4 separate regions of the Homo sapiens genome follow, and regions 1, 3 and 4 are each linked to region 2. A link is an interaction called in ENCODE POLR2A ChIA-PET data of the cell type or tissue named here. Cell type or tissue: HepG2. All regions are shown on one strand. Links, peaks and the distances in the headings refer to the core of each region. The heading gives the core; the rest is flanking DNA. Region 1 overlaps STXBP6 (syntaxin binding protein 6). Region 2 overlaps STXBP6 (syntaxin binding protein 6). Region 3 overlaps STXBP6 (syntaxin binding protein 6). Region 4 overlaps STXBP6 (syntaxin binding protein 6).

The links. ChIA-PET counts read pairs that join two places held together with the same protein. Peaks named below come from ENCODE experiments on the same cell type or tissue, not always from the same donor. Only the 100,000 strongest peaks of a DNase experiment are listed, where the experiment ranks them.
Region 1: POLR2A ChIA-PET joins it to region 2 with 26 read pairs; 2 of 35 experiments call an interaction of 5 or more read pairs at or near these places.
Region 3: POLR2A ChIA-PET joins it to region 2 with 17 read pairs; 2 of 35 experiments call an interaction of 5 or more read pairs at or near these places.
Region 4: POLR2A ChIA-PET joins it to region 2 with 28 read pairs; 2 of 35 experiments call an interaction of 5 or more read pairs at or near these places.

The regions. Positions count from the first base shown.
Region 1 is chr14:24,975,299-24,983,228 of GRCh38, forward strand. All of the region lies in intron 1 of STXBP6 (syntaxin binding protein 6), which reads right to left. Among named protein-coding and RNA genes, the nearest start is that of STXBP6, 71 kb to the right of the region's middle. In HepG2, for the core only: no CTCF peak of the experiment used is centred there; a DNase peak (open chromatin) is centred at 4,053.
Region 2 is chr14:24,835,876-24,843,805 of GRCh38, forward strand. The region is part of intron 4 of STXBP6 (syntaxin binding protein 6); the gene reads right to left. Among named protein-coding and RNA genes, the nearest start is that of GZMB, 210 kb to the left of the region's middle. In HepG2, for the core only: no CTCF peak of the experiment used is centred there; DNase peaks (open chromatin) are centred at 3,256, 3,816, 4,066 and 4,536; H3K4me3 peaks cover 1,464 bases.
Region 3 is chr14:24,904,801-24,912,730 of GRCh38, forward strand. The region is part of intron 2 of STXBP6 (syntaxin binding protein 6); the gene reads right to left. Among named protein-coding and RNA genes, the nearest start is that of STXBP6, 140 kb to the right of the region's middle. In HepG2, for the core only: no CTCF peak of the experiment used is centred there; DNase peaks (open chromatin) are centred at 4,121 and 5,801.
Region 4 is chr14:25,028,477-25,036,406 of GRCh38, forward strand. The region is part of intron 1 of STXBP6 (syntaxin binding protein 6); the gene reads right to left. Among named protein-coding and RNA genes, the nearest start is that of STXBP6, 18 kb to the right of the region's middle. In HepG2, for the core only: a CTCF peak has its summit at 4,151; a DNase peak (open chromatin) is centred at 4,155; H3K4me3 peaks cover 1,005 bases.

The DNA.
Region 1 (7,930 bases), core at 1,054-6,053, 140 kb after region 2:
CATTTCCCTAATTCCATTCATAATGGAAATAATTATATCATCTTCTACACAATAACTATACATGCAACAGAAGACCATTAAATTAATACCCTTCTTCTGCCTTTGATCACGCTAAGTAATGAATTCTTATTTATTAGCTTCTCCCAATGGGTTCTAGTTTGCAGTGCTCCTCTGCATCTAGTTACCATGCTCTGTACCCTTGACAAACACTCCACATTTTCCTTCAGCCAAAATGGATACATAATTCTAAAAACATATCTGACTAATGCTAAGTATTTTGGAAATGTTACCCAGCAGCTCCCACATGTTATGCTCCTCTGGTTAACTGGCAGTGGATGCCCAATAATTAAGAAAATAAAGCAGTATGACGCTGACTCACAGTGAGTTCCCCCCAGAACACACACATACATAGCCCCCATGTTATATTTAGTTTTCTAAAAGTTGTACTTCCCCAATGGTCTTAACTCTGCTTATTTATATCTATTATGTTCAAGTTCAATCTGAAATATTAAGCCTGTCATCCAAAAAGATTCTACAGCAACTTGAGTAAACTTTCTCCATTCCATCATCCTAGTCATAAATAGTCTGTGCCCTAATAATGAATAGATATTTGTTCAGGCAATTCAACAAATCAAAATTAAAGGCACAGAGAGGGCCCATGGGTTGGACATGCAGAGTATCAGAGATCCCGCATATGGATCAACAGCATAGCTATCTGCAGTAACACAGCTCAAAGAGTTGATCAGACTGCTGTAAAACTGAGCCAGCTGGTTACAAAAACACCTGCTATGTGCCACTTCTATGATAAGTATTAGAGATACAATAAATAATCAAGACATGGTCCCAGTTCTCCAGGAGTTGACTGCTAACTACATCAGAGGTTTCACTTAAATCCAGATAGTTTATAGTAAAAGATCACGGGATCATCCTTCCCAATGCAAGATTCACAAATGCTACCCACACAACTGTTTACCTGTAACCTGTTCACATCTATAACCTCCTGGTAGGAAAGTGATATATTAAAAAAGAACACCTTTCTAGTTAAAGAAATTTCTCCTAGTTTTTATTCTGTAATAGGGCAGGTTTTCTTAGTGACACAAGAATACCTATCTATACATACACAAAGAATATGTATCTAGATATCCTAGAAATTATAGATCTAATACCCACATCTACTTGTGCTCCAATCCCAACATTTTATCATCACCACCAGGTTCTTCATGCTGGCCAAGAACAAAATGACAACAGTGGAGGGGGACCTGTTTTTCAAATGCTGATCACTAACTGATACGGTATGATTTCCTACAAGTTGGCAACAGAATTTCATAATTTACCCCATGACTTTCCTAGGCAAGATGTTACAATTTATCAGGGACTTTTATTTATTTTTTTTAAAGAAAGAAACACATACTGGTTATTTTCTAGCTCCAAGGCCACTTGCCTCTCACTATTTGGGTACAGGTGAAAAAGAAAGCCAGTGGTAGCACAGTGGCTTCAAACCATTTGATAAGCAATGTAGAAAGCAAGCCAAAGTCCTGAGCTGACTGGGCGCTCTTTTTTTTTTTTTTTTTTTTTTTTTTTTGAGGCAGAGTCTTGCTTTATCACCCAGGCTGGAGTGCAGTGGTACAATCTTGACTCACTGCAACCTCCACTTCTCCGGTTCAATCGATTCTACTGCCTCAGCCTCCCCAGTAGCTGTGATTACAGGTGCCTACCACCACGCCCAGCTAATTTTTGTATTTTTAGTAGAGATAGGGTTTCACTATGTTGGCCAGGCTGGTCTCAAAACTCCTGATCTCAAGTGATGCACCCGCCTCGGCCTCCCTACGTGCTGGGATTACAGGCATGAGCCACCGCGCCCTGTCTCACCCGGTGTTCTCGGACCAGTGCCTTCCCAGCTGTCATGGCTTTTGCTTTTTCATCTCAGGTCCACAGTTTTCAAAAACTGTAGTTAAAAGAAAAAGAAAGCTATCATTTTATCATATAAAATCTGTCAGAAAAAGGAAAGAAAGAGATAATGTGGTTTTACCAAGCTTAGGAAATCCTGTTCTTTTTAAAAACTGGTGAGAAATAGAAATGACCTTTTATTTTTTTTTTAAATACTGATAGTCAGTGACCAAGAACAAGAGAGAGAGAGAGAATAGATAAAGCCAGTAACTTCTTCATGGAGCACAAGTTTTAGAATCAAACAAACTCAGGTTCAAATTTTAACTCCAACACCTAAGACTTATGTGATTTCTGGGTAAATCTCTTAAAATTACAGACCCTTAGTTTATTAACTACAACATAGAGATGTCTTCACCTACCTCCTGGAACTAAAGAATTAAATGAAACAATATATGCAGAACACTTATTCTGTTGCCTGAATAATTAAAAAATGCTTAAAAATGAAACATTTTTATTAATTCTCCTACTATGATATGAAAAGATAAAAATCCCTCTGAACTTGAAGAAATTGAGTAAATGCAGCAATCTATACCAAAGGTATTTGTAAAAGTGAAACCCAACTTTATTTACAAATCCTCACCTTTCTCACCCATCAGTGTGAGACCCTCCACCTACAGATAAACAGTCTCTTATAGGGATGGTTTTGTACTAAGTATCACAAGGATAAGGAATTTATAGGCATCACTCTTTAGGATACTCACTAGGAGATTATCAGATTCATTCTATGTGAAATTATCAAAAGTTTTTATTCAGGGCAATGACACTAACAGGACAGTGTGGAGCACACATGTATACATGTTTTTAATGTCACCCTGGGAATGGTAATAATGCACAGCAGATTAGATGGAAAAGAATCAGAAAGTAAAAGGGGTACTGTCATAACTTCATAGCAATAACTTAAGAGTATCCCAAATCTGATTGTATGTCTGAATTCAGCATGGAGAGCTTTTCAAAAACGCAGACCCCTGGGTCCTTCCTTTATACCCACCAAATTAGAATCCTGGGATCTGTATTTTAAACAACTCTAACTGGTTCTCATGCAGCCATGCAGTCATTCTGCCACCTAATTTAAATGCTCTGAGCCTAGAGAGGAGCTAAAACCTAGACCAGAAATGTAGTGATGGGAATGGAAAGGATGAATCATTTCAGGAGAGAATATAGGAAGACAATGCACAGGATTTTTTTCTCTCCATCTAAGCAGCTTTATCAAGCCTTACGTCTTAGTGTTGGTAAATCATTGTCCATCCCAAGGCTGAGAACCCACTGTAAGAAATTAAGATGAATATAACAGCAATGGTACACCAATGATCACTAGTTACTCCAACCTATATCACCCCATGGAAGCCTTTTCTTTTCCTGCTTCTACAGGTTGTAATTACAAAATTTTTCCATCCAAGAAACCAACCTACAATATGATTTGCAAGTCAAAGCAGCTGGTTCCCATAAGTGTTAGTTACAAAAAACTAATCACAGTTAGTTCTGATCTTCTCACTTTGTGCCATCACATCTATACATACCATTCTTGTTAATGCATGGCTACTGTAGTGTGATGCCTTTCCACTGCCCAAGTAACTAGGAAATAAGACCATCCTTTAGGTTAGGAGTTGCAAACTCAAATGACCTCAGAGAACAGGTAGATGAAGCGCATAAGCAAAGGGGAACAGGTGTAAGATGCAACATTTTTGGTTTCCAGTAGTGGAACTGGTATTTGTCATCTGTGGTCAGGAGACCAAGAGTAGTAGTAGGAACTGCAGCAAATTAAAAACCTCCATTGTTAAGGCATTCATTATCATGCAGGTAGTTCTAGGGAAGTATAGTCTACAGCCCTTAAATATTTTTCATGTGAGAAGAAAGAATCTCCTCTGGTAAGGCAACAGTGCCATCTATTTAGCTTAATACTGTTAGATAGTTGATCTAACTTCATTAACTCCTCTGTTCTGATCCCATGTTTAACATGCAATCCTCTGATCAAGTTTTGGCCTTGTGGCTGTGCCACACAATTATTCTAGACTATGTAACAATTATACTTCCTATTGTAAATGAGTAACCAAGAATTTTAGACATCAGTCTCATAAGCTAGTTAATGTGTCTCAACACTAAAGCAGATGCAGTCAGCATGCTGATAACAAGTTTCAGAGTCTTTGAAGTTAAGAACCAAGATGATGTCACCCTGGAAGACTCTGGGGGGAAAATCAGCTAGTCTTTCCTACTTCAACGGAACTTCAGTTTGGTGAACCCAAATAAGTTAGAAATAAGAGAAATAAGATTCTCTAAAATTAGACTTCTTTGCATTACCACTTTGTTTTTGAAATTCTACAAATTCAATTTTAAGTCCCACCTATAATGTTGATGACACTAATCATGCATCCAACTCAGAGTGTCTTTCTGGCTTTAAACCCATATACCTAGCTGTAGACTGAGCATTTCCACTGAGACCTAACCTAGACCCTTCCTTCTCCCTCAACCCTTTCAAATCCCCATAACGAACCAATCACCAAGTCCTGTGGATTTGATTTAATATTTCTAGACTAGCTTTTCTTCATTCTCACTTCCTCTGCCTTAGTTTGGGTCTTCACCATCCCCGGCCTGAATAATTTTGATGCTTCCTCTAAAGGACTCCAGTACTGCTCTTACTTTACCACAATCAGCCCTCTACACTGTCCAATGTCATATTCCAAAGGATGAATATGATTCAAGCTTAACTGTACTTAACTGCTTCTTCTCCATGCCTCAGCTATTGACAAAGAAACACAATAATCTTAACAAGGAAAAAGACAATTTTGTAAATGTTAAAATCTAAATGGAGAAATGTTAAATTACTTCCCTTAAAAGCCACAATATAGACATACTAAATGCTACAAAACAGATGTTATTATATATCACTAAACCTAGAAATCTAAAAATGTTAATTTTGCTCCAAAGTTCAAAAACTTTAACAGGTAGTCAGAAAATATACAAGCTTTTATGCAAAGAAAATCAATTTTATTTTTTCTGATGTCATATATTAAGATCAAGGAGATAATATGAGGCCAATTTAGCCCCTTTAAAAGTGTTTAAGAAAGAGTTACTGATTTTTAACAAAATGTTTACTTAGATAATGTTTCTCTTTGATAAGACAGTTCTCAAGTTGAAAGCTTTAGTCTTTCCATGGTATGTAGGCATGTGAATAAACAATAAATTAGACAAAAATTTTAGTCCACCAACCAGTTTTTCCATGTAATTCAACTACTACTCTTAACTACTAGTTCTTATAAGTAGATTCTAAAAAGGAAGTCAGATATGCTATTAGAATAGACAGGTAACTTTAATCTGGTGACAACATTTGAAGTCTTAAAAGTACAATCACTTCAAGTTCAATCACTCTTTATTGCTACAAACAAGGGCTATTGGATGGGCTTGCCATGGTGAGAAACCAGATGGGAATAGCAGACCAAGAACCCATATTTAAGGCTTCACAAGCTTTACAAAATTAGGGTAAAATCAATAGACATTCAGCAAATCCTCTAACAACATACTTAAAGGAGCCAGAAACTTCTAAACATGAAAAATAATGGGGATATGAATAAAAACTAAAAACATTATCTGTTCTGCTAGAAAAATAGTTGAAGATAGGAAAAAAAATATCTTAAAGTAGAAACTCCAAACAAAAACTGCACATGAACATCACCTGGGTGCCCAGGTCCTGCTCACAGAGATTCAGGGGATCTGGGGCTAGGGCCTGCAACTTGTTTTCTGAATGACTTCTTCAGTTTATTCTGCTATACAACCAGGTCCAGAGCCACTATCTTTGGGTTTTCCCCCTGTATTTAATGAATTACTTATAAAACAAATAAAAAGACCCCAGAAACAAGTGTACATGGCAAATATTTTGTAAAGCCCTAGTAATGAATCATTGAAGTTTACATAGCACTTCATGATTTACAAAGTATTTCTATATCTAATCCCAAATGTGTAATCAAGAGAGCCACTGAATATATCTTCCAAAGTTTGCTTCAAAACTGTAAATTAGAATCTTCAGATATGTATGTGAGTATTTTTTTTTTTTGAGGCAGAGTCTCACTGTTGCCCAGGCTGGGGTGCAGTGGCACCATCTTGGCTCACTGCAACCTCTGTCTCCCAGGTTCAAGCAATTCTCCTGCCTCAGCCTCCTGAGTAGCTGGAATTACAAGTGTATGTCACCATGCCCGGCTAATTTTTGTATTTTAGTAGAGATGGGGTTTCACCATGTTGGCCAGGCTGGTTTCCAACTCCTGACCTCAAGTGATCCACCTGCCTCAGCCTCCCAAAGTGCTGGGATTACAGGTGCGTGCCCAGCCCAGATATGTGTTTTTATGAAGGGTAAACTATGTCATTTTTAACACACCCAATTGGTGCAAGGATTATGAGGAAGTGTTATAATTCCTCTCCAACAGAGATTAATATGAGTTGAAACCTTTTGAGCCAGCAACTCTACCATTAGAAAAAATGGTGTGAGCATGCACACACCATGTGTGTGTTACAGATGCATGTTTACCTCAGATCCATTTTTAAGAAAAAATCATCATAAACAACCTAAATACCCATCAATCTTCATTGGTTAAATACAGTATAGCCCATCCACCCAACAGAATATTACATATCCTTTTAAAATTGTGGCACAGACCTACAGATATTGACTTGGAAAAATTGCCAAGAAATAATACAGAGTGAAAACAAGGAGGTTATAAAACAGAAAATGAGCTCATGAATTTGCAATTTTATGTGTATATTTACATGCATAAAGAGATGTCTAGAAAATAGTTTGCCAAAACGTTAATATGATTATCTCTGGATTTTGAAACAAGGAAACAGGTCAGAGATTCTGCAGGACAGTCTTCGTACTCCACTAAAATCTCAGTGGAGTGCTCCTTGAAAATTGCGGTTTTAAGGCACATTCTTTCCACCAAACCTGGAAGACCTATCAAAATACATTTTATTGAGACCCAATTATAAGTTGACCATATTCTTTTTTCAACTCCAGTCCAGGCATAGTGTTGAGAACCCCAAAGTAAATTAGCAAACTCCCACCCTCAAAAAGCTGTGAGAAAGGAGAGCAAACGCTGTGAATAATGACAAGGCTTAGAAGATAACTTTGTAGGAAGAAAATGGTACCCTTCTTCTGTCCAATTGCAGCTCAATGCTGGAGCCTTCAACCTGGTGAACAGAGCACCAGCTACGCGTTAGCCTGCGCTTGCTCTCTTAGATGAATAACTCTGGAACAATGTAAAAACAACACAACCGTACACAACAGCCCTGGTCATACTGTTTAATTCTTTAAGGAAGGAAACGAGGAATTGCTTTTCTGCCATCAGACTGCCAAAGACTATGAGACCCGATTGGCTTTCTTTTCCCTGTACATACTAACTCTCCCTGTGTAAAAGACATTATGTTCACAGGATTCTCTGAGCCCATGACTCATGTCTGCTTCAACTATAAACCTAGATTATTTTCATCTCCTCTTTCCTTGTTTATATGTCCAGTATACACATTCTTCTTGTAAGTCTGATATCCAAAGAACAAACCCTGACCACAAGATCTGTGTTTACACAAGTTTATTTACATTGCGGGTGTACCTTTTAATCTTGTCAATTACTACATCCTAACTTTCACAAATGATATGACAAAGCCAAAAAATAACACCACCAACAAAAGCTACATAGGATATGTCATTTGGAGGATTTATTGAGGTAAGACGAAGATTTCATAAGCATCACTCATTCCAAGGGATTCTATTAATAGGAACTCCACATTCACAAGTTTAAATTCCAAGGACCAGTTAAGCCAGTTCTACAGTATCCATGTACCCTTTCTACAGTAATGGGTAGAAATAAAGAATCATAGTGAAGGCCAGGCTAGAATACACTCATTGGTGTATTATGGATACTGACGAGATTATCAATCTAAAACATAGAACAAACCTTGAAAAGTGAATTGAACCACATCAAAAGAGGAAGGTAGTAACAGA
Region 2 (7,930 bases), core at 1,385-6,384:
TTTTCTACTTCCCTTCATATTAAAAATGTATCTATGGGTAAACCAAAAGAACAAGAAGTCATTAAGGTAAATGTTGTAGGAAACAAGCATTACTGCACACTGTAGTCACCATGACTATTAGGGGGACCAGAAATAGCTGCAGGGAGAAGCAGGGCAGTAGCTCTCACTTCACTCTTTTCACTGCTGCTCAAGACAGCCAGTGGCAACACTAGTTAATGAGCAATAGCCTTCAGGGTGTGTATGAAATCATACTCACACTTTGGTACTTTACTGATTTTTTAATAAGATGATTGGCAACATGCCTTTAATACTGGTAATACTTGATTCAGTACAGAAAGAGACTTTGTAAGTGTAAAATATTTTATTTTGGACTCAAGACCTAGTCAAACTACTAAAGATAAATAGCGTTTGAAAATTTACAACTCAGAAGTGAAAATCAGACTGTGCGTGATGGCTCACAACTGTAATCCCAGCACTTTGGGAGGTCGAGGCGAGCGGACCACCTGAGGTTAGCAGCTCGAGACCAGTCTGGCCAACATGGTGAAAACCCCATCTCTACTAAATATACAAAAATTAGCCGGGTGTGGTGGCGGGTGCCTGTAATCCCAGCTACTTGGGAGGCTGAGTCAGGAAGAATTGCTTGAACCCAGGGGGCAGAGGTTTCAGTGAGCTGACATCACACCACTGCACTCTAGCTTGCCAGCTTAGGTGACACAGCAAGACTCCCTCTCAAAAAAAAAAAAAAAAAAAAAAAGAAGTGAAAATCAATAACCAGTCAAAAGGGTAGCTATTAACAGACTAAATTTTCCCTATGTTAGTCCTTGTAATAGGAAGAAAGTAGGATAGCAGGATGGATAAAAATCAACAAAAGAAAAAGAAAAATGAATGGAAAAAGAGATTTTTCTTAATTCTTTAAATCTTCAGTAAAAATCCTGCTTCAAGTAAGATTTTTCATGACTCTAATTAAGCACTTTTACGGCAGGATAGATCTATAATTAAAGCCTTACCTTATATGCCTTACTAACTTGCAGCTGCAAGCTAAATGTTTTAACATATCATCAAATTGGCATTAGTTCGACAAAATGTAGTAATCATTTCCTTTTGTGGACTAAAAGACATCAAGAACATGAATATTTTAATTCATATGTTAGGTGATACAGACATAATTATTAGAGGTTACAGAGTATATATGGCATTGCAATTTTTTCTATTCCTTTTTTAAGTAATTGAATGCTTTGCTCAAATAGTTTGAATAAATGTAACTTGACACAAATGATCTAAAACAAGGGGTAGAAACAGCAGGGAGGATGAAAGAAAATAGGACAAATTCCTAAGTTCTGTGGAACATAGGAAAATTTGTATTTTTAAAGATGAAAAGTGGTGTAAGAACTATGCAAACTTAAAGGCCAACCAGACAACTATTTTCATCAAAGTATTTAAATTATTACTCTTGTTAAGAAGCTAGTAGCATCATCTTTCTTTACTTAAGTTCGGGGGTAGAATCATATCCATTATTTGAAATCTGAAATTGCTACCTAACTATATTCTCAAATTGCATAATCACAAGTTAAGCTCTTTCTGTGGACACATTTGTGTATATGCTTTAGTCAAAAGCAGGAAAAAAAATAGCCAGCAAAATGTTGCTCTGTGGTTTTGGGAGTGATGGGCAGGAGGAACTGTGTTAGCAGGTTGGAACTCTCAGGTCCCAGGACTTTGGGGCTGAGTACACATAGAACACCTAACATCCCAGTCAAGTTAGAGCTCTGCTACAGGAACTTGTGCTCATTTCGGCAAAGGCTAGGACAGAATTAATCTCTGCAAAATTAAAAATTAAGAGTCAATCAATAAATAGGGCATATAATACTACTATTAATTAAAAGGGTCTAAGATACAGCTCTAACACGACAAGCTGTATGAACATCTCTCAGACTTTCCCATCCTAAGAGATGTCTGCCAGACTGAGTCATCTCCAGGGAGGGTAAGTGTCAGAGATGCCCTGGTGAGCTGTGGATGGCTGGAAATAACAACTGGAAAGGAAGAACAACAGCTAACAATCTCCTGGAGTTTGGCTGCCAAAAAGAATCTTTCCTTCTTATTAAATTCTGATCAAAGATCTAGATTCAGTTTCCCAACTGAGAGCTTCACTGTTTTTTCTAATTTTAATTTTTATTTTTTGAGAAAGAGTTTCACTCAGTTGCTTAGGCTGGAGTGCAGTACACGATCTCAGTGCATAGCAATGATCCTCCCACCTCAGCCTCCCAAGTAGCTGGGATTATAGGTGCATGCCACTACTCCTGGCTAATTTTTGTACTTTTTGTAGAGATGAGGTTTTGCCACATTGCCCAGGTTGGTCTGGAATTCCTGGGCTCAAGCAATCTACCCAACTCGGCCTCCCAAAATGCTGGGATTATTGGTGTGTGTCACTATGCCCAGCAAGCTTCACTGGTTTTTAAATAAGCATCAACATATCTGCTGTGGTCTGTAACTGTGGAATTGGAGGAAATGTGGACATTCAAAAAAAATGGCCAGGCTGGGCGTGGTGGCTCATGCCTGTAATCCGAGCACTTTGGGAGGCCAAGGCCAGTGGATCATGAGGTCAGGAGTTCGAGACCAGCCTGGCCAATACGGTGAAACCCCATCTCTACTAAAAATACAAAAATTAGCCAGGCGTGGTGGCTCGCACCTGTAGTCCCAGCTATTCGGGAGGCTGAGGCAGAAGGATCGCTTGAACTCGGGAGATGGAGGTTGCAGTGAGCCGAGATCGCACCACTGCACTCCAGCCTGGGTGACAGATCGAGATCCCGTCTCAAAAAAAAAAGAGAAAAAAGAAAAAATGGCCAGTAACTTAAGGGCCCTTTCATGTCTTATTAAGCACCTAGAGGCTAATAATTCCTTTTAGAAATGTTCTGAGGGAGAGTGAGCAAGATTGAGCATAAACAGCTACATTCATAGACAACTCAACTGCCCTTCCTTATTTAATTCCTGCTACTTCTTATCGATTTGAAAATTTCTAAGAGATTTAAATTGTGATGCTTTCTATAGGCTGAGATTAAAAAGTCAACCAGGCTAAAGAATATGAAACAATAATAAAAAAAACCTAAACCATTAAAAAAGGTAAAAGAGAGCCCAGATCATAAAAAGTCCAACAGGCCATAAAATGAAGGCTGGAAACATTACAAAATCTCCCTTCTCAACTGGGAGCCTGGCCAAGCAACTACACGGGAGTTGAGTTCTGTGATTGTGAGTGAAAGTTGCATTGTCTGTCCCCGCCTGCCCTCCTTCTGTTCTGATCTCTAATTTTAGACATATCTGTGTTGACAGCATCCCTTAACAAAAAGATCAGCAGCAAGCTGTTCAAGTCCTAATCTGACATTTCCCACACGGAGAGAAAGGAATGGAATTCCTTTCTCTTTTGTGGATCTTTGCTCTGGGGTTGTAACTAGTAAGTTATCACAACTGGTTGGTACCAGCACATCACCAATTCATACAACACATGCTGTTCATTTACCTTAAAAAAGGACTAACCATAAGCAAAAGAGAATTTGGTTCATGATCTATAGATACATTATCCCATAGTCTCCTAATCAAAATTTAGAATATACAATTGAGCAACAGGACATTATACCCTACGTCTTGAAAAAAAATTTAGTCAAATTTGATTCTGTGTTTGAATAATCACATCTCTGAGGTGACTGTCCCTAAAAACCCAAAAAGTATGGTAATCTTGTATATTGTGTGACTTGTCATTCTTGAAAAAGAAAAGTACTAATAGCTAATATGTACTGTATTTACTCAGCGCCGGGCACTGTTCAAAGTTCAAAGTGCTCTGTGACAACTCATTTAATCCTCAAAACAACTTTGGGAGATAGGTACTATTATTATCCCTTCTTTACAAATGAGAAAACTGAGGGTCAGCTAAATAATTTGGCTGAAATCATAATGGTAGGCAATAAAAGATGTAGGATTTGAATTAGAATTCTTGCTACTGAATCTGTGTTCTTAACCACCGCTTTCTAGAGAGAAAGAGGACAAAGAAGGCAAGTCAGTTCTCAGCCCTGAGAATTCCACCTGGCTGATCTTTGTCATCAGTAAATATTTACTGACTCCTTATCATGTGATATGTTTTAGGTATATTACAGCTAGTGTTTTAGGCATGCCTAGTGTTTCAGGTATATTATGTTATTTAATCCTCCCCACAGTACTGTATGGGAGAACTACTACTCTATTTTACAAAAAACAAAAACCATGGCTTAGACAGGTTATAAATTGCCCAAGGATATACTTATGGTGAGTGATGGAACCACCTCTGCTGGTTCCTTTGGGATTATCATTGATTTGAAAATAAGGTGAACAGCTATTGGCAGGAGATTCATGGTACTGAGGAGGGAAGAGGACTACTTTCCAGGCTAGCTGGCATTCTCCTTATGATGCAGGGCTGTGTATGTGACAGAGGCCTCTTGAGCCTTTACTTTTCCTCAACAAGATGCGACCACAGGATTGCTTGGAATTCAGATTCTTTCCTCCACTTTAGCCCATCAACAGATTGATTCCTGACAACATGGCTTTGACAGTGTGATTCTTTGTTTAGCCTTCTTGCCTTGCTTGTCCCAGCACTGTGCCAATTTGGGCCCATTACTCCCAGAGCTTTCCTGGCTTCTGCTCCATTGTTCTAAAGAAGGGATTACTGACACACACTTTGGATCATTTCATTCTGAGGGCTTTAGGCTTTATCTGAGACTGCAGGTATGAGAGTTCTCTCTTGGGAATCTACCTTCACCTTTACTGCATTTGTCAACTCTTCCCCACATACAGGAGTTTGTAATTCGAGACAGACACTCATTTCATCAGAGATAGAGTTTGCCCTCATAAATTCTCTGAGCTGATTTTGGATAATTTTCAAGAAAAGAGGTGACTATCCTTTATATTCTATCATTTTAAAACTAGAAGTCTAACAAATGTAACTGCTTTTTTTTTTTTCCTGTCAAATTAATTCAGTAGCTATCCTTCTTGGAATGAACTTTAGCATGGATTAACTATCCATTGAACATACAGCATGTATTCCTTATTACTTTTGTTTAGAATTTTATCTCCAGTTATTTCAAGAAAACATTCCAAGTAATTTTAAAATAATCATTAAGACAATTAAGTTTGGCAGTGTATTTTTACCATGTTTGCAATCGTTACAGTTTCTTACACTCCACTCCTACCCTTTGGGTTCAGTGTGCTTCATGTTGAAGCACATCATTTAATACTTCTATCAGCAAGGGTCTAGAGGTGGTGAATAATCAGTCTTTGCTTTTCTGAATATATCTTTGTATTTCTCTTACATCTATATTACAGTCTAGCTGGATACAGAATTCTAGATTGACAGTTATTTCTGGAACTTTGAAGATATTAATGTATTGACTTTTGGCATCTCTTGTTGCTGGGAACAAGCCATCAGTTTATCCTTCCACAGTAGGAAAACTGTATTTTTAATAGCTTTTAATATTTTCCCTTTGTCCCAAGTGTTCTATTGCATTATGTTTTTCTCTAGGTAAAGCTTTATTTTCAAGTGTGGCACTTGGTGATATTCTCAATCTGAGTCTTCAATTCAGCAAGTTTTAGCCATCATCTTTTCAAATACTGGTTTTCTGCCATTCTTAAACCTTCTTTAAAAATTCCTATGAGATGAATGGTAGAGCATCTTGTTCTATCTTCCATGTACAACTCATCCTTTATATTCTTCATTGCTGTGTACTGTATTATGGGTGAATTTCTCATTAATACCTTATAGTTCATTAATTCTGTCTTTGACCCTGGCCAGTCTAGAGTTTATTCTATCAAATGAGTCTATTTCAGAGACTACATTTTTCATTTCCAGGATTATTTTTTTCTATCACTTTGTCTTTTCATTTTAGTTCCTGTGTTATAACATCTTAACGTTTTTTCTAATTTCTTCCTTTATCTTTTGAGTATCATAAATGTACTTAAAGTCATTATTGGAGTTCATTGTTACTTTCATTTCATTTGGGGTGAATTCAATTCTCATTTGTTATTTTTGTTGGCTTTCTCATGTAGAATTTTGGTGTGCACAATATTCTTCAGTGGGAGATTTAAATTTCTTCCTGCTTCTCCTCATTGCCTTGACCTTTTCTTTCTATGTAACAGTTTTATTATTTCCTGTGCTGGTCCCTGGTACAACAGGATTTAAAGTAATGGTCTGAGGCTCTTGTTCTGGGTAACATGTGGGATATGGCAGAGTCAGTCCCAGGCTAGTGGCCAGTTGGATCCAGGTCTTGGGTGGGAGACTATGTTTGTTTTCTCTTGCCTCTCTGGAACACAGGTTCTTATAAGCCACTTCCCTAAGGAGCAATTGGTCACAGCGTATTTGTAAACTCCTTTCTTGGGCTAAGAAGACTTGGTACCAAGCAGCAAATCTAGCTCCTATATCCACACTTTGCATGGGTGCACTTGTAGTCCCTATAGTAGCATGGAATTCAAACTTCTTCCTTCCAGACCTGGAATCCAGCAGACAACAGCTTTAATCCTAATAATTGCTTTGTGATTCTGTTATGTTTCTGGTTTATGGATATACTTATGTTTTCTTTTTCCTGAAAATGGCTATTTCTTTTTAATTTCCTCTATTCATGGTACTGTGATACCATGTGATAGAGCTAAAGGAGCCTCAAAATACAAATTTACAATGCCAAACTGCTCCAATATTCAATTTCCCAAACATTCATTTTTATCAACACAAGAATCCAAAAATTCTACATTGCCCAGCAAAGGTAATACTTACTTTTCTCTTTTTTTTTTAACCAGCAAACAAAGGAAAAGATGATTATGCCTTACTGACAGACTTTCTTATTTACTCACTACCTGAAATTAGATAGCCCCAAATGATAAATTTTAATTTACTTTTTTTAACAGGAAAAAAAAGGGTTGAGAAGAAGTAACAATTTAGTGGCTGTATCTGTTATCTGCATTACAGCTTAAAACTTCTGCAGTTTTACTTAATCTTAATCAGAGAGAAATCCAGCTATTTGTGCATGCATTTATTCAGCTTTTAATGGATAGAGCTGGGAAGTATAATAGGCCCAAAAGAGGGGAGTCACAATTTTGGAATTATTTTGTTAATGACCACTGAAGAAAGAATTTTTCTATTTTCTCTCTCTAATGGGGCAGGGGGAAAGAACAGATTCTGGAGATAGACTTGGGATCAAATCTTCACTGACCTTTATTATGGATATGATTTCAGGGTAGATAAATAACCTCTCTGAGGCTCAGTTTCTTCGCCTGTAAAGCAGGAATAACGATAACTACTTTTTGTAGTTAAATGTAAACTAAAAAATTGCCTGGTATATAGTAGGGATTTAGTATGGTGACTATCAGTGTTATTAGCATTCACAGGCTTTTTTCCTGGAAGGCAAGAAAAATATAAATACAAATACATATAAATACAGACGACTGTACTTCTACTGTATCTGACCTAAGGGACACTCAAAGCCATGTTTCTCTACTTCCATTAACTCCTGTGTCCAGGGAGAAATCAGGTTCTATACAAATTTCCCTTAACAGGAGGGAAGGCAGGACAACAGGAAGACAGGATTAAAAGAAGACATTAATTATAAGCTCCCACTGAGTGCTCACGATGTTCCGTGGTACTCCCTATGCACCATGCTATATGTTTTATATATGATCTTGTTAAATCCTTACAACTTACTACAGGGCAAGCATTAGTATTCTGTTTAAAAAGAGGAAGTGAAGCTTACAGTTTAAGTAATTCATCCACAGACCAATAACAGACCTGCTCTGTCCAGTAAGTGACAGACCAGAAATTCAAACCCAGATCTGTGTATTGAAAGCCTTTATCTTTTTAATGACATCATACCACATCCTACCAGGAAGACAAGATTTATAAACAACATGTGACACAGTAAGAATATAT
Region 3 (7,930 bases), core at 1,153-6,152, 69 kb after region 2:
ATTTCTGTTGTTTAAGCCATCCAATCTGTGGTATTCTGGATATGGCAGCCGTAGCAGATGAATACAGCATTCAAAGCAGTTCTATTTGATTAGAGAAAATTAGATTTGATTAGAAAATTACCATCTCATTCAAATATTGGTTATTAGAAAGGATGTTGAAAGACCCCAGGATGAGAGTTCAGGACTTGGGTTTGCTACTAGTGACAATGTGGCCTTGGGTAAATAATTTAATCTCTTTGTATCTAAGTTTCTCATATATATAGGTATCCTTTCCAAATAGAAAATTCTGTTTTATTTGAATCTTCCATGGTTTGTATAAGTTTTTCACTGGAGACCAGAAGAGGGACAGGATAGAACCATCTCAAATAGGATTCATTCAGACTTATCCATGCTTTTGGGCTGTTTATTCCAAAGTCCCTATCATGTCTTAAATGTTAAGAGACTTCAGTTCAAATCTCAGGATGGCCTTTACACAAGATACCCTCAGGTCAGGTTGTGTACATCATCAAAACTTCAGTTTGCTCATCAGTAAAATAGGCTTGTAATACCTACTTACAGGAGTGTTATATTGTTATTTAGGAGGAACATGAGAAAGTTGTTGCAAAGTGCCTGGAATGCAGCAGATGTTTAAAATGTTTGTTGAATTTGGGTCTTTCTGCGCACTCTTCACCCTCAGATTCTGGTCCTTTGCTCTCCTATTCCTGCCTGTCTAACAAAGAAAACCTTGGGAATCTATAGGAAGCCTGCTATTCAGACCTAAAAATAACATGCAATCTGTGGCTCTGTGACCTATGTAGCAAAAACTGCCAAAGGAGGAAGAGGACCATGAGGTTAGTTGTCTCGATCCAGTTCTGCATATTGTACAATCCTCTCTAAGCTGGACTCACCTTCATTTCTAAAATGCTGTCTTTCATTTACTTCAACAAATGAATACATAAGACATTTTATGTGTCAGTTCCTACCTAAACAAAACCTTCCAGGGATACACAATGTAAGACCAAGATAGGATGTACTTGTAGTTGAAGCTCACAGAACTTTTCCCTTCCACACCTGTGCACCTGCATGCACATCTTTTACAGAATATGGTGTCAAGATATAATGGGAGATAAATTGTGGGCCACAGAAATCATCTTATCCATTGTAATAAGTAGTAGTTATAGAAACCTGAGGGTACAAACTTTGAGTAGAAAAAAAGACATGCAGGAATACACATAGAATACTCAATCAAACATCTCTAATTGTTATCATTTGTTAATGATTTAATTTCCCTAGGTCAATGCATCTTGATTAAATATTTGTTTCCCATCCAAATAATTAGGTTTTTTAAAAATCATTTTCATCCCTTAATTTTTTAAAAGGGTCTTAGAATGCTCTCTATTTTTTCTCAATCCAAGCCTTACTACTACAAAATGAATGATATTATGTGTTACTTTTCAATTTACATATAAATTTACCCTATAGGCTAAAAATATGCAGGGTTAAAGACATATTAATGATATTCTACAATGCAAAAAAATTTAAAACTCAGATAGGTGTATGGCATGCATTTTACTTAAGTCTTTTATACGAGGCCATTTTAATAATTTTTTATATAGTTCAATTCAATCAATAGGCCAGAAATAGTCACTGTCTCAACTGACATTGATGATGATCATCTGTGTGCAGAAAATATATTTAGCTTCCTATGTTTGGGGAATTTCAAATGCAGAGTACTGTATATTTTAGCAATGTTCCTTTAAAGAAAACTGTTATTTTTAAACTCATTTGACTGAGATATTTTAAAGGATTGTTTTGTTATGAAATCTAACCTGAGAATGCGACATGCATAACAAATTTTCATTTAAAGCTGAAGGAAAATGAAGGATAGTGCTGAATTGCAAGTTGTCCATATCAAGTGGTTCCCTCACTACCGGCAATATTGCTAAGTCAAATTTCTAAGCTGGCAGTTGACTTTTTACTTTTTCTGTATAGTAAATTGATGTAGTAGGAAAATATCAGGTCAAGGAGATGAGTTGTCTACTTCACTATGCCCTCTAAGAGGAAAAACAAAGAAAGCAGAAACTACTCAATGAACAATAAAGATACAGATTTGGAAGCATTTAAAAAACAAGTTTAGAAATATACAAACAGTACTATCATTCGTATGTGGGAACTAAAAAAAAGTGGATCTCATGGAGGTAGAAAGTAAAATTGTGGTTAACAAAAGCTGGGAAGTGTAGGGGGAAAAGGGGAATAAAGAAGAATAAGAGTTGGTTATGAGTACAAAAATACAGTTGGAAGGAATATGTTCTAGTGTTTTATAAACAATAGGGTGACTATAGATGTCAATAATTTATGTATATTTCAAAATAGCTAGAAGAAAAAATTTGTGATGTTCTCAACACGAATAATAAATGCTGGAGGTGATGCATATCCTAATTACTCGGATTTAATCATTACATATTGTACACAGGCATCAATATAACACATACCCCAGAAATCTATATAGTCATTATGTGTCAATAAAAAATAAACAAGTGAAAGGATATACATGCAGGTATGAAATTTTTATTTAGAAATTTATAAAAGGGGAAATTGCTTCCATTATAATGTACAGTGCAAAGAGCATTAAAAGAGCATTATTAAAGTACACAGTTGTCTATATATCACCTCAATTATATAAAAATGTCTTATGGGTATTAGAAAAGATTGGAAAAACACACCAACATGTTAGCATTTTGAAATCAGAATTGCCATGAGAGAGTCTTTGAATTTTATGTGGCTTCTCTTCTTTTCCATACTTTTTAATTTATTTTCTTCTTTTGTGGCTGATTACTCACAGATTTAATTTCTTAAGAATAAAAATATATAGCCTTTTAATAAGCATTTAAAAAAATCTTATAACAAGTAGTTACACTGAATTCTACTTGTATTTGAAGGGACAATGTTGATAACATTCTGTCCATGAAAGAGACACTGATATTAGTTCCTCTTTTTAAAAGTTTTTTTTCCTTTTTTTTTTAACCAAACCCTTGTTTTCCATTTCCTCTGCAAGGTGCTCCTCCTCCTCTCTTAGATTGCTAAATGTTGAGCATCCCAGGTCTCTGTCTTGGCTACACTTTCTTCCTGGGTCATCTTAACCATCCAGAGCATCACTTCAAACACCACTTCAAAGCTAAGGAACCCCAAATCTGTATCTCACGCCCACAGCAACTCCCTGAGTTCCAGGTTGCAACCCCTAAGCAATGACCCCATTTGGGTGTCTGTAACAGGCCTCTCAAGATAACATGGCCTAACAGCATCAATGATTTGCTACCTCCTCTGTCTCCTAGTCTTTGCTAATCCACACCTCCTTAAGTCTTTCGTCTTTACAATAAATAGTATCACCACTCAGCTGGGTACACTGAAGACCTAGAAATTATCCTTGATTTCATTATTTTCCTTACCATCTTACCCAACTCTATCTTTTAGCACTACTTAGCGCTCTACATATATCCTGAATACAACACTGGTCCCCACTTCTGTGCTTTCACTTGGCCCAAGACACCATCACATTGCCACTGGACCTCTGCACAAGCCTCCTAAGTGGTATACACGCTGATCCCATTTGCTTTCATAAGAGCCAGAATGTAAAACATACCATGGCATGTCTTTGCTTAAAAACTGCCTCCCATGTACTACAATGTGTATAGAAGCTCCAGATCATGGCTGTTGACAAGGCCTTATAGGGTCTGGGCCCACTACCCCTTCAATCTTGTTTCTTCTCCACGTCCACTGTGCTCTAGACATGCTGACCTTTCTTTGGTTCCTCAATTGCATCAAACATTTTGTGCTTTTTGTCCCATCTGCCTGGAAAGCTCTTTCTCAGGTCTTCCTCCACAAATGGTCCTTCCCCTACAACTGAGACCAAAACAGAACCGAAACTTGTCCCAATTTCCTCATAAGGCTTGTGTTGCTCCAGGAACACCAGACTAGCAGCAGCTTTCAGGAGCTCCAACAGCCCTCAAGCAGTCAGAGGCTCGGCTGAGCTGCAGCATTCACAAAAAAGGCTGGTTATTCCTTGTGGTCAGGTTCCACATCAGGCAAACCCCATCACCCACCAGCAGCTAAACTCTAGATTACACAGCTCAAGGACAAGTTAATGGGATTTGGCAGAACATTAAAGAAGAGAAGAAACTACAAAAGAAAAATGCACTGAAAATAGAAATAGGTAAAATACACAGTAGTAAAATTTGTGCCAGCTAAATACATCAAACCATATTTACATTTCTGTGTTATCTTTAGGGATAAGCAGGAAAGAAGACACAGAGTCACTGACGTATTTCTAAATTTGTTCGAATCTGCATTTGACTTTACCTTCAGCATTCTTGAAAGATCAGAATATGAACATCTATAGAATCAAAGGTGCTACACATTGGCACATAAGCCTGCCCTTGAATAAGGTCAACTTACAAACTTTAGGTTTGCGAGTCAGAACCCCTTTCACAGGGGCACTCCAGCCCCAGCAGCACGTCATGCGTGGAGCGCTTTCCAGTTCACACCAGCCAATCCACATGAGCCTCTGTGGTTCTCACAACAACCTAGATATTTTCCCCTTATTTTACAGATGTGGGAACTAATGTCCAGGGATTAACTGCAATTTGGTCAAAGAATCAATTATAAAGTAAGACTAAAGTCTGTTCTTCTCAGTCCTAGCACTTTAGAAAATAAAACTGTTAAGGTGGGGCATGGTGGTTCGTGCCTGTAATCCCAGCACTGTAGGAAGGCAAGGCAGGTGGATTGCTTGAGTCCAAGAGTTCAAGTCCAGCCTGGGCAACATGGTGAAACCCCAACTGTACAAAAAAATAGAAGAAAAAAATCAGCTAGGTGTGGCGGCTAGTTGGTGGCAGGGCCAGATCTAGCATGTATCCTGGATTCCAGAGCATTGTACTTACCAGATATGAGAATTTTTTTTTTTTGACAGTCTTGCTCTGCTACCCAGGCTAAAGTTCAGTGGTGTAGTAGCTGATGACACCACTGAACTCTAGCCTGGGTAACAGAGAAAGACTCTGTCAAAAACTAAAATAAAATTTATCATACCTGGTAAGTACAATGCTCCGGAATCTAGGAGATATGCTAGACCTGGCCCTGCCACCAACTAGCAAGTATGACCTTGAGTGAGTCACCTTAATTTGGGCCGTAGTTTCCTCATGTGTAAAAATAGGTATAATCACATCTGCTCAGCTCTACCACAGGATTGTTTTAAGGAGCAGTTGAGACCTCTGATCACACCTCCTACCACTTGTCCCAGGTCACCGCACCCATCCACACTGGCCTCACAGCTCTCCTCAGGTGAAGCACACGCCCGCTTCAGGACCTGTGCTTGCTCTTCTCTTGATATCCACAGCTTGCCTCTCACTTGCTTCATGCCACTGCTCACATGGCCCCATGTTAGAGGGGCCTTCACTGACTACTCTCAGTAAAACAGCAACCCTGCCCCCAATCTACACTCCTTTTTCATCTATGTTGTTTTATAGTTAGTTAACATATTTCTTCTCCATTTGATGTATTTGTCTCCTCACAATTGGATTACAAATTTCATTAAAGCCAGAGTTTTTGCCTTTGTTGTTCATTGCCTGGTATCCCTGCAGCCTGCTGCAGTGACTGACACAGAGCATACCCTTTAAACAATCATCTAATAAATGGATGAAAAATGGAACACACCACTTACATGAATAAATGTATTGTGATTATCATCTTCTAGTCCCTTCTGGGACTGTCTACCATAAGAGAGGTTAGGTATGGTATGCTCGGTCTTAAAATCAATATCTTTAAGCAGGATGAACTTTGCAACTCACAATGTTACATAGCCTAGCAGGTCACAGGACTAGAAAACACATGTATGTATATGATAATTAGCTACTAAGACCTAAGTTTAACAAGATAAATCCTAGCAAAGCCCTCAAATCTTCTACTTCTAACTCTACTGCTAATATCAGAGATGTTAAAACAACCACTACCACGCAGAATTGCTATGGCTGTGAAAATGTCAGAGAGTAAAAACAAAACACCTCACAACAGAGGAGCCTCTAACAGACAAAGTGTTCCTAAACAACCCAGTGGCCACTTGTGAGGAGAAAAGAAGGGAAAAGAATGGAACGGTGGTGGTATGGTTTTAGCTGTTATCTGTAACATTAAAAGAGAGAGAAGGAAGAAATCTAGCAAAACATTAAAGCTCGATATGCTTTTCTATAGGTTTGAACTATTTCATAATTAAGAAAACAGGCTAGGTGCATTGGCTCACACCTGTAACCCCAGCACTTTGGGATGCCAAGGTGAGAGGATCACTTGAGCCCAGGACTTTGAGACCAACCTGGGCAACATAGTGAGACTTTGTCTCTACAAAAACAAACAAAAAACAAAAAAAAATTATCCAGGCATACTGGCACATACCCATGGTCCCAGCTACTCAGGAGACTGAGGCAGGAGGATCATTTGAGCCCGGGAGGTCAAGGCTGCAGCAAGCCATGTTTGTGCTACTGCACTCCAGCCTGGACAATAGAACAAGACCCTGCCTCAAAGAAGGAACGAAGGAAGGGAAAGAAGGGAAAGAAAGAAGAGAGAGAGAGAGAGAGAAAGGAAAGAAAGGAAAGGAAGAAGAAGGAAAGGAAGGAAAGAAAGAAACCAAGCAGGAGGATGTCCAAAGAAAGAAATCAAGCAGGAGGATGTCCAAAGAAAGAAAGAAAGAAAGAAAGAAACCAAGCAGGACGATGTCTCCACTATAGATACCAGCTTCTCAAAGTTGGAAAGCACCTTGGCAGTCATCCAGACCAATTTATATCTAACGCCTGAGTGTCCTCTCTAACAGCCCAACAGTCAGTCATTTGCCTGGCAGTGCTGCTTGGCAATTCCTTTACACAACCACAGTGAATGCCTCATTCCATTTCTCAGAGTGTTCCAAACCTTTATTCTATTATCACCCTTTTCCCAGCAGCCACATCTGCAGCAGAGCACATAGCTTAGAAAAACCAGAAGAGTTCTTTGGTTCCTCCTTGTCTTCCCTCAAATATGCACGTGCACATTTGTGTACATGTTTACAAACCCTTTTTTAAATTGAAATCAGCCTCTCTGTTGTCTTCTACCCATGAGTCTGTGTGTTCTCCAGTCACGGAGAGTTACTCAACTTTCTTGTCCACATGGCAGCACTCCAAATATTGTAAGACAGCAAGTGTGGTATTTTGAGTCTTTTCCATTTAAATATTACCACTGTATTCAACTTGTGCAATGGAAAGAGAGAAACTAACATAACCACCAAGGGTGGGCAGTATCTGTTTGGCATGAGAGTCCCATCAAGCTAGTATTGTACATAAGTAACTCTATTTTTCTATGTACCCAATCTGAACAAGGAATTCGTAGAAGTAAATAATTTTTTAACTACTTGAGGTCTGAGTTAGAATTTAGTGTGATTATTTTCTTATAGCCTTTAAAGCAGCCTCTTCCTTTCAATTTTAAGCAAAACCAAGGTCCTAGACTAGCTTTTCAATCAAATAATTCAAGATTTTAAGAACTAAGTTAAAATATAAAAGGTATCTTGAATGGATGTTACTGAAAATCACCTGATAATAATGTTTGGTATTGTGACAGGGAAAGGTGGCTGGGTAAGGTTTATAGAAAGTGAATGCCAAAAAAAAAAAAAAAAAAGTGAAATGCAGCAACCAGTGTTTGCCAAATAATTGTTAAAATCTTCTATAACAATTTAACAACGTATAGGAATTTGCAATTAGATCTATCCATTTAAAAATCATACAGCCTTACTTTAAGTGCATACTTAATCTAAGGTTTAAATAACAATTTATTAAAAGAATAAGGTGACCAGGAGTGGCAAGAGGTACAAGTGAGTAAATGTGAGTACACTTGATTAATGCTGCTCAAAGTGTGGCCCTCAGACCATGCTATCTGGTGCTGTTCTGCA
Region 4 (7,930 bases), core at 1,418-6,417, 190 kb after region 2:
TTTAAGCTCATTGTTGAGACTGACTGCTCAGAAAAAAAAAAAATCTTTTCAAAATATTACTGCTCATTGACAATGTACCTGGTCATCCAAGAGCTCTAATGGAGAGGTACAAAAAGATTAATGTTGTTTTCATGTCTAATCATCCATTCTTCAGCCCATGGATCAAGTGGTAATTTCTACTTTCAAGTCCTATTATTTAAGAAATACCTTTCATTAGGCTATAGCTGCCATAGACAGTGATTCCTCCGATGTATCTGGTCAAAGTCACTTCAAAATTTTCTAAAAGGAGTCACCATTCTAGATGCCTTTACAAATATTTGTGATTCATGGGGGGAGGTCAAAATATCAACATTAACACGAGCTTGGAAGAAGCTGATTCTAAACCTCATAAATGACTTTGAAGGGTTCAAGACTTCAGTAGAGAAAGCAACTGCAGATGTGGTGGAAATGGCAAGAGACCTAGAATCTGAAGTTTAGCCTGAAGATGTGACTACGTTGTGCAATCTTATGATAAAACTTGAATGAATGAGGAGTTGCTTCTTATGGATGAGCAGAGAAAGTAGTTTCTTGAGGTGGTGAAGATGCTGTGAACATTGTTGAAGCGACAACAAAGGACTTAGAATATTACATAAACTGAGGTGATAAAGCAGCAGCAGCAGAGTTTGAAAGGATTGATTCCAATTTTGACAGAAGTTCTACAGTGGGTAAAATGCTAACAAACAGCATCACAAGCTGCAGGGAAATCTTACACGGAAGGAAGAGTCAATCAATGCAGCAAACTTCACTGCTATCTTATTTTAAGAAATTGCCACAGCTACCCCAACCTTCAGCACCACCATTCTGACCAGGCAGCAGTCATCCACGTTGAGGCAAGACCCTCGACCAGCAAAAGGATTACTATTTGCTGAAGATTCAGATGATCATTGGCATTTTTTAGCAATAAAGTATTTTTAATTCAGGTATGTATTTTTTCAGACATAATGCTACTGGACACTTAATAGACTTCAGTATAGTGTAAACATAATTTTTATAAGCACCAAGAAACAAAAAATTTGTGTGACTTACTTTATTGCAATATTTCCTTTATTGTTGTTGTCTGGAACTGAACCTGCAATATCTCTGAGGAATGCCTGCATATAAATGTATTATTTTAAACAACCACAAAGACTCCTATATAATGCTTCATGTGAAAAATTTCTTTTAGAACCAAGTGCTGGCGGGAGTATAAAGCTCTCCCTGAGAAAATGGTAGGTGCTTTCCCTCCTGAAAAGACTTACCACATAATTAGGAAGAGGAAAAAGAATGTATAATCCCATTTGCAATGAATCCTAACACCTGGACACTCATTTGGTAGTTAAGCTAAAAGTTCTTATTTCAAAGAGCTGGATAATTCTGCCTCAGAACCTTTATAACAGACACTACTTGATTCTATCACACACCAGAGGCCAATAATAATAGCAATAGCTACCATTTATCCTACTGAGTCCTCACGGTATGCAAGGCAGGGAGCTGAACACTTTGAAAGTCTCAATTAATCCCCCTATTAATAATAGAACATATCTCATAAGGTTACCATCCCATTTTACATATAAGAAGCTGGATCTTTCAGGAAAGATCCCAGAGCTTTCAAGAAGGAAAATCAAATGACTACAATGGCATCCCTTGCCAATTAGATAGCATTGGGATTGCAATTAGATAGCAATTGGATAGAGCAATTCAACAGGCTGGAGTAACAAAGGTGACTAGGCCTAGCCCCCAAAGTCTGGTCTTCCATGCCTGTCTGCTCACAGCATCCAGGACAGTACCCCATGCCCAATATGAGGGGAAAAGGCAGGGCCTGGGCCACTGAATGGGAAAAGGAAGCCAAGGTGCTCATCAACTCACCAGGAGAGCCTGGCCACTTCCTTCCCAGCACCCTTTATTCTACTACAAGCCTTGGGGACTCTAATAACTCTCTTTTGCCCTTTTTTGAGGCCAATATTTGCCAATTAATCATGACTCTAAGACCTTGAGTGGAGGACAAGACACTATTCCCTCAAGGGTTCTTCATCTTGAGGGGCAATACAGAAAACAAAATGCTTACTGTGTTGGGCAAGGGAACAGGAGAACTGATTTTAAACAGACAGATTTTAAAGGCAAATTGGTAGCTCACAGATCACCAGTTACATATATCTTCAATATCCACCTAAACACCAGGGCACAATAAAGGCTGACAGCATTGATGGGTTCCTATCTGTCCCTCCTCGGCCTTTAAAGCTGTAATCCTCATGCTTTCTGAAATTGCTACGGCCTGGCTTCATCTTGAGTCATAAATTCCTACCCATTGCTATACAACATGTTATTTTTAATTAAGGTAGATTTAAATTAACTGTTATGGAAATTGCCTAACACCCTACATAATAACTAATTAGACACATCCCGATTTCCTTCACAAACTCAGAATGAAAAGAAAAAAAAAAAATCACAAGTTCCAGAATACACCTCTCATAAAAACCAAGAAAGGACAGTATATTTCAACAGAAATTCAATCTATTGCTAGTGGAAATTTGTCCAGACCAGACATAAAATATTGGTACGCTTCGAAATTATTTCTTCATACACACAATATTGCCAAATTTTGTAAATATTTATAGACCTATAAATCTTTACATTGATTTTAGAACAAGACAAAGCCATCACTTGGTTCTCCCCTTGTACTGAACCAATTAAAGCTTTGGTTACGAAAAAGCAAGAAAACAACTTCTAAGAGAGAATGACCTTAAACTGAAAAATAGGCTTTAATATGAAACGTCTTAGAAATATTTTAAGTTCTAGAAAATCACAATGAGCTGGAGAATCGAGAGATTGGAATTAAGAATTCTGAGTTTACTACTCATTTATGGTAGAATTGTACTGCCTCAGTTTTCTCACCTGTAAAACAGAGGCAGGCAGAAAGATGAGAGTACAGGAGGAAGAGATGACAAAGGGGTTAGATATCCAAAGCCTTTTCCTGCTCAAAAACAATTGATATTGCAATATACATAGAATAGATTCTTTCTAGAGACAGACTACTCCTCTGTTTCAACTAAAAAATAAAAGCTTTTTAAAACATCAAAGAAAATAAAGATACAGGATAATAAATTGGCTTTAATCGTCTTAGCATGAGAGTAAACTTTTATTCTTATGCAAATGCAAACTTACAAAATAAAAATGAGTGGTAATAAATATTTTTGAAGAATGGCTGTATGTATCTCCCAAGCAATTTTTTTTTTTTTTTTTGCTCAGTTCTATATATCCTAATGCACAGGACAAATGAAGATAATTTGGCACATGCTATTATTGCCCACCATCTCTAGTTATTTTAAGACAGTAACATGTTTATCAACAGCATGCTTAGGACAACAGACCAGCACAGCAGAGCAGAAATATCCCGAGGTCACTCTTGGACCCCAACGAAGAGCCTAAGAAATGCCCTGCTTCCAACTAAAGGAAGAAATGGACAATAGTATCACTGAATTCCAAGAGAAGGTGGGGAGTGGAAAATACAGAAGAAATATGGTGGTAAATACAGAAAGAAATACAGACAGGAAGATAGAAAGTTTGAAGTGACAGAGATGGAAAAAATAAAGAGGCTTGAAATATAAAACCTTAATAAAGACAACAGAGGCACACAGGAGGAAAACAGACTGACCAGCCACTTTGCGCATGGTCTCCAACACCGCGAAGGCATTCTATTCTGCAGAGAGAAAGCACTGCAGCAGTACTGATCCCCAGGACTATCACCACACTGGAACTAGCCTCTCTCTGGTTTTAAGGTTGGTGGTGAGTTCCATCATCCGACATCGCTCGACACAGAGGATCAAGATCAAGACAACATTTGTCCTCAGTCCACACTCAGCCCTGGGGTTGTGACTTGAGCACCCCAAGGCCTGAAATGTAAAACAATCTCAAATAAAAAAGAAACTAGATCTAACCTATCTTTAACTCATCTCTCCCCCAGTCCTCAGTCACATTAACCAAAAACTCATCCACTGATTCAATCACTTTATGGAAGGATCGAGTGGAAAAAAGAAACACAGGCATTTACCTAAGCAGGAGCACTCAACCCGTCCGGGGAAGCCTCACCTACCAAGAGCCAACTGTCACCACAGGGCCTATGCCCTCTGAGCAGCAGCTCCCACTAGTGGTGGGGAGGACAACAGGAGAACATAAGAACAGATTTCACAGAGTCCCTCGATCAATGTAAAATCCTTCACATTTCACAAAGTTACCAAATACATAACCCTCACAGACACCTCAGAAGGTTAGTGTTACTAGGCTCATCATACAGATAGATAAACAGAGGATCAGAAGGGTTGAGTCTAGCATAAAGGGAAAAAGACACATTTCTAAGTGCTGAGAAGTTCAAAATAACTTGTAAGTGCTTCCTGAAAATTGCAGGCACATCTCTATATGATGAAATGCATTGGGGGTTGTACTACAACTATGAATCTTTTCTCTTGCCCCAGCCACACTCATTGGTACACTAACTGCTGTTTCCCACCAAGCACACACACCACTTTTCTAAAGAAACTCCTCCTGTTCTAATCCATCAAACAAAAGGTACATGAGTGGCTATTATAAGTAATACTGTGAGGATTCAAACTTCAATTGGAAAAAGATCTTGACTATAGTCTACCTGGGGAGGCATGACGGTCCATGCAATGACACCACCATCACACAGTCATGCAAGCTAGAGACTGAAGAGCCAACTCTGGCATCTCCCTGTTTCTCACCCTGTACTTTCAACCCATTACCACATCCAGTCATATCACTTCTTTCTATTTCTCCATACCTCCACCCGGTTCGCTCCATCTTTACCACCCTGGTCAGACTATCATCATTTCTTCCTAAACTACTGCAAAAACTTCTAAACTGGTCCACCGTATCTTCTCTTGGACTTCCACAATCAATTCATCCACTTCCTTTATTGCAAAAAACATGAATCTTGTCAATCTAATCACTTCAAATCCATGTTAGGAACACTGGTGACTCTTGAGAAAATACTTTCTCATACCCATTATCCTCCACTTCCAGCCATAGAGGGCTTCTGCCCCTTGCTCATACCAAGGTCCTTCCTACCTCAGGGCCTTTGCACATTCCATCACCTCCATAATGCCATCTCCCTCCCTCTTTAACTCTACTTATCCTTCAGATCTCAGCTCATCATGACTTCCTTAGGAAACTGCCCTAATTTATTTGACTAGGCCAAACTCCCTCAAACATGTACCCCCCTGGAGCACTTACAACAGTTGTCATGTAACATTTTATGCAATTAGTTTAGCTCCTTTAAAAACATTCTATAAAAGCAGAAACCTTGTCTGATTTTGCTCACCATGAAAATCGGTTACACACGTAGACTCTTTTGCTGAATGAATGAAAAGACAGAGATCTAAGTTTAACACAAAACAAAATGAAAAAAGTGCCTGAGAAAATGCAGGTATATGGCCCTGCAGGATTTTAAACCAGGAATTTCCTGGGGTCCCTTCACCCCAAAATAGCACTATGACACAGCATCTATTTGAGGAAGGGGAGAGAAACTATAATATCTTTGTCTGTCCTTTCTCCTGTTCCAAGCCTGGACATGAAACGGACAAGGAAAGAAGTAGGGTGCTGCATAGAAGCTTGGCCCTGTATGTTTGCTTTTGATAAAGGTAGGGGAAGGAGGTACCGGTAATAATACCCAAACACTTACTGAAAGAAAAACCAACTAAACCTACTGAAAGAGTTGTTCCAGGTAAACTTGACCCCTAACACCCCCACACAAGAACCATATCCCTCTGTGGAGGCCTTTCCATGATGTAGGTCATCATCCTTACATGAAGCTGAATATCTTTCCCCTCCTTTAAATGTCAATGGCATTTCTCTCCTTCAAAACCCAGTTTCTTCTCAAAATCTGCTACAATTTCCCCATCCCTCACGTAAGCTGAGCATATTTAAAATGCAGTCGCTCATACTGATGCACTTCTTATTAATTAACGTCTGATCTTCTTTCTTTTGAAATCCAGTTTCTCAAGAATGGCCCCAGGTTCTGACCATACCCTCTAGTCACGCACTGCCTCAGTACAGCACAGTGCAGTGGTCAAGAGCCTGAACTTAGGAGTCACATGGATGGGATGTGTGACCCTGGGACCAAAGGACAACTTCTCTGAGCCTTGGTTTCTGACTCTGTAAAACAGGGCTAGTAACGGCACCTAATTAAAAGAGTTGAAAGAATCCACAAAATGTCCTTAGCACAGTGTCCAGCACACTACATATGCACAGCTATTAATATTTTAATCAATATCACATAGAGGAAGCCTCAGATATTCACTGAAGTGAGCTCCTTATTCCTAAACCAAGAAGCTTATTAAAAACTTCTTAGAAAACTTCTTGGCCGGGTGTGGTGGCTCACACCTATAATCCCAGCACTTTGGGAGGCCAAGGGGGGCAGATCACCCGAAGTCAGGAGTTTGAGACTTGCCTGGCCAACATGGTAAAACCCCGTCTCTACTACAAATACAAAAATTAGTTGGGAATGGAGGCGTGCACCTATAATCCCAGCTACTCGGGAGGGTGAGGCAGGAGAATCACTTGAACCCAGGAGGCGGATGTTGCAGTGAGCCAAGATCGCACCATTGCACTCCAGCTTGGGTGACAAGAGTGAGACTCTGTCTCCAAAAAAAAAAAAAAAAAATTCTCATAGAAAGAACTTTAGACAGTTGTACCTGTGAGATAACACAGCCATCTATAGGGAGGCAGTGCTTACTGTACCTCTGCTGCAGATGACAATGGGACCTGACCTACATCCTAGTTACATATCCAGGAACTAATCATTAGCTACACCCACTCAAAAAATAAGGATGTGGGCGGTCCTTTACTCCTCCTGTCACAATGTATATTTTGTGTTTACTCAGGACACCATGAAATTCAAAGTACAAAGCACCATTTATACGTTTCTTTCTTTTGGCAGGAAGTCAATAAGTTCAAACGTCCACCAGCCAAGTCCAGATCTGACATATACAACCTACACAGGTGTATAGGACAATATAATCTGATAAGAAAATGAGTTTAGATCGCCAGATATTCACAGCCACTGGGTTCAACTGCTTCTTAGTGACACCTGGAATTCTTTACAGGAATTAAATGTGGCATAAAAATGAATATCTTACCAGAGGAAGTTTTCATTAAAATGTCCTCAGAATTTTTTTTTTCTCAGCTACCTCATTTTATCCAGGGAAAACTATGTGAAAATGAACAAAATAAAATTATAATCTGTATAGGAAATTTAGCAATCTGGTTACCCACGGCCAAGTACTCTGCAGTAAAAACCAAGACTGTGCAGGATTATAGGTGTTAAAAATAAAGAAACTACCAAATGAAGAAAGCATTCTTCTATGTAGTCGCAGGAGAAACACAGAGGTTTCTTTGCTACTACTTTGAGCCAGAAAAACAGGTTGTGGGCTGGGCACGGTGGCTCACGCCTGTAATCCCAGCACTTTGGGAGACTGAGGTGGGTGGATCACCTGAGGTCAGGGGTTCGAGACCAGCCCAGACAACATGGTGAAACCCCGTCTCTACAAAAAATACAAAAAGTAGCCAGACATGGTGGCGTGTGCCTATAATCCCAGCTACTCAGGAGGCTGAGACGGGAGAACACTTGAACCCGGGAGACGGAGGTTACAGTGAGCCGAGATTGTGCCACTGCACTCCAGCCTAGGCAACAGAGCAAGACTCCATCAAAAAAAAAAAAAAAAAAAAAAAAAAATACAGGTTGTGGATTGCAGCTTTCTACATCCTCAGCTTATAGATAATATTCCCAGTGTCAGTGGAAGAGGGCTAGTGTGGTGGGGTCCATGATCCCAAAAGGGTGAGAACAGGTCTCTGGGATGGCCAAGCACATATGTCTTTCTTCCGGACCCTTGGGGCAGCC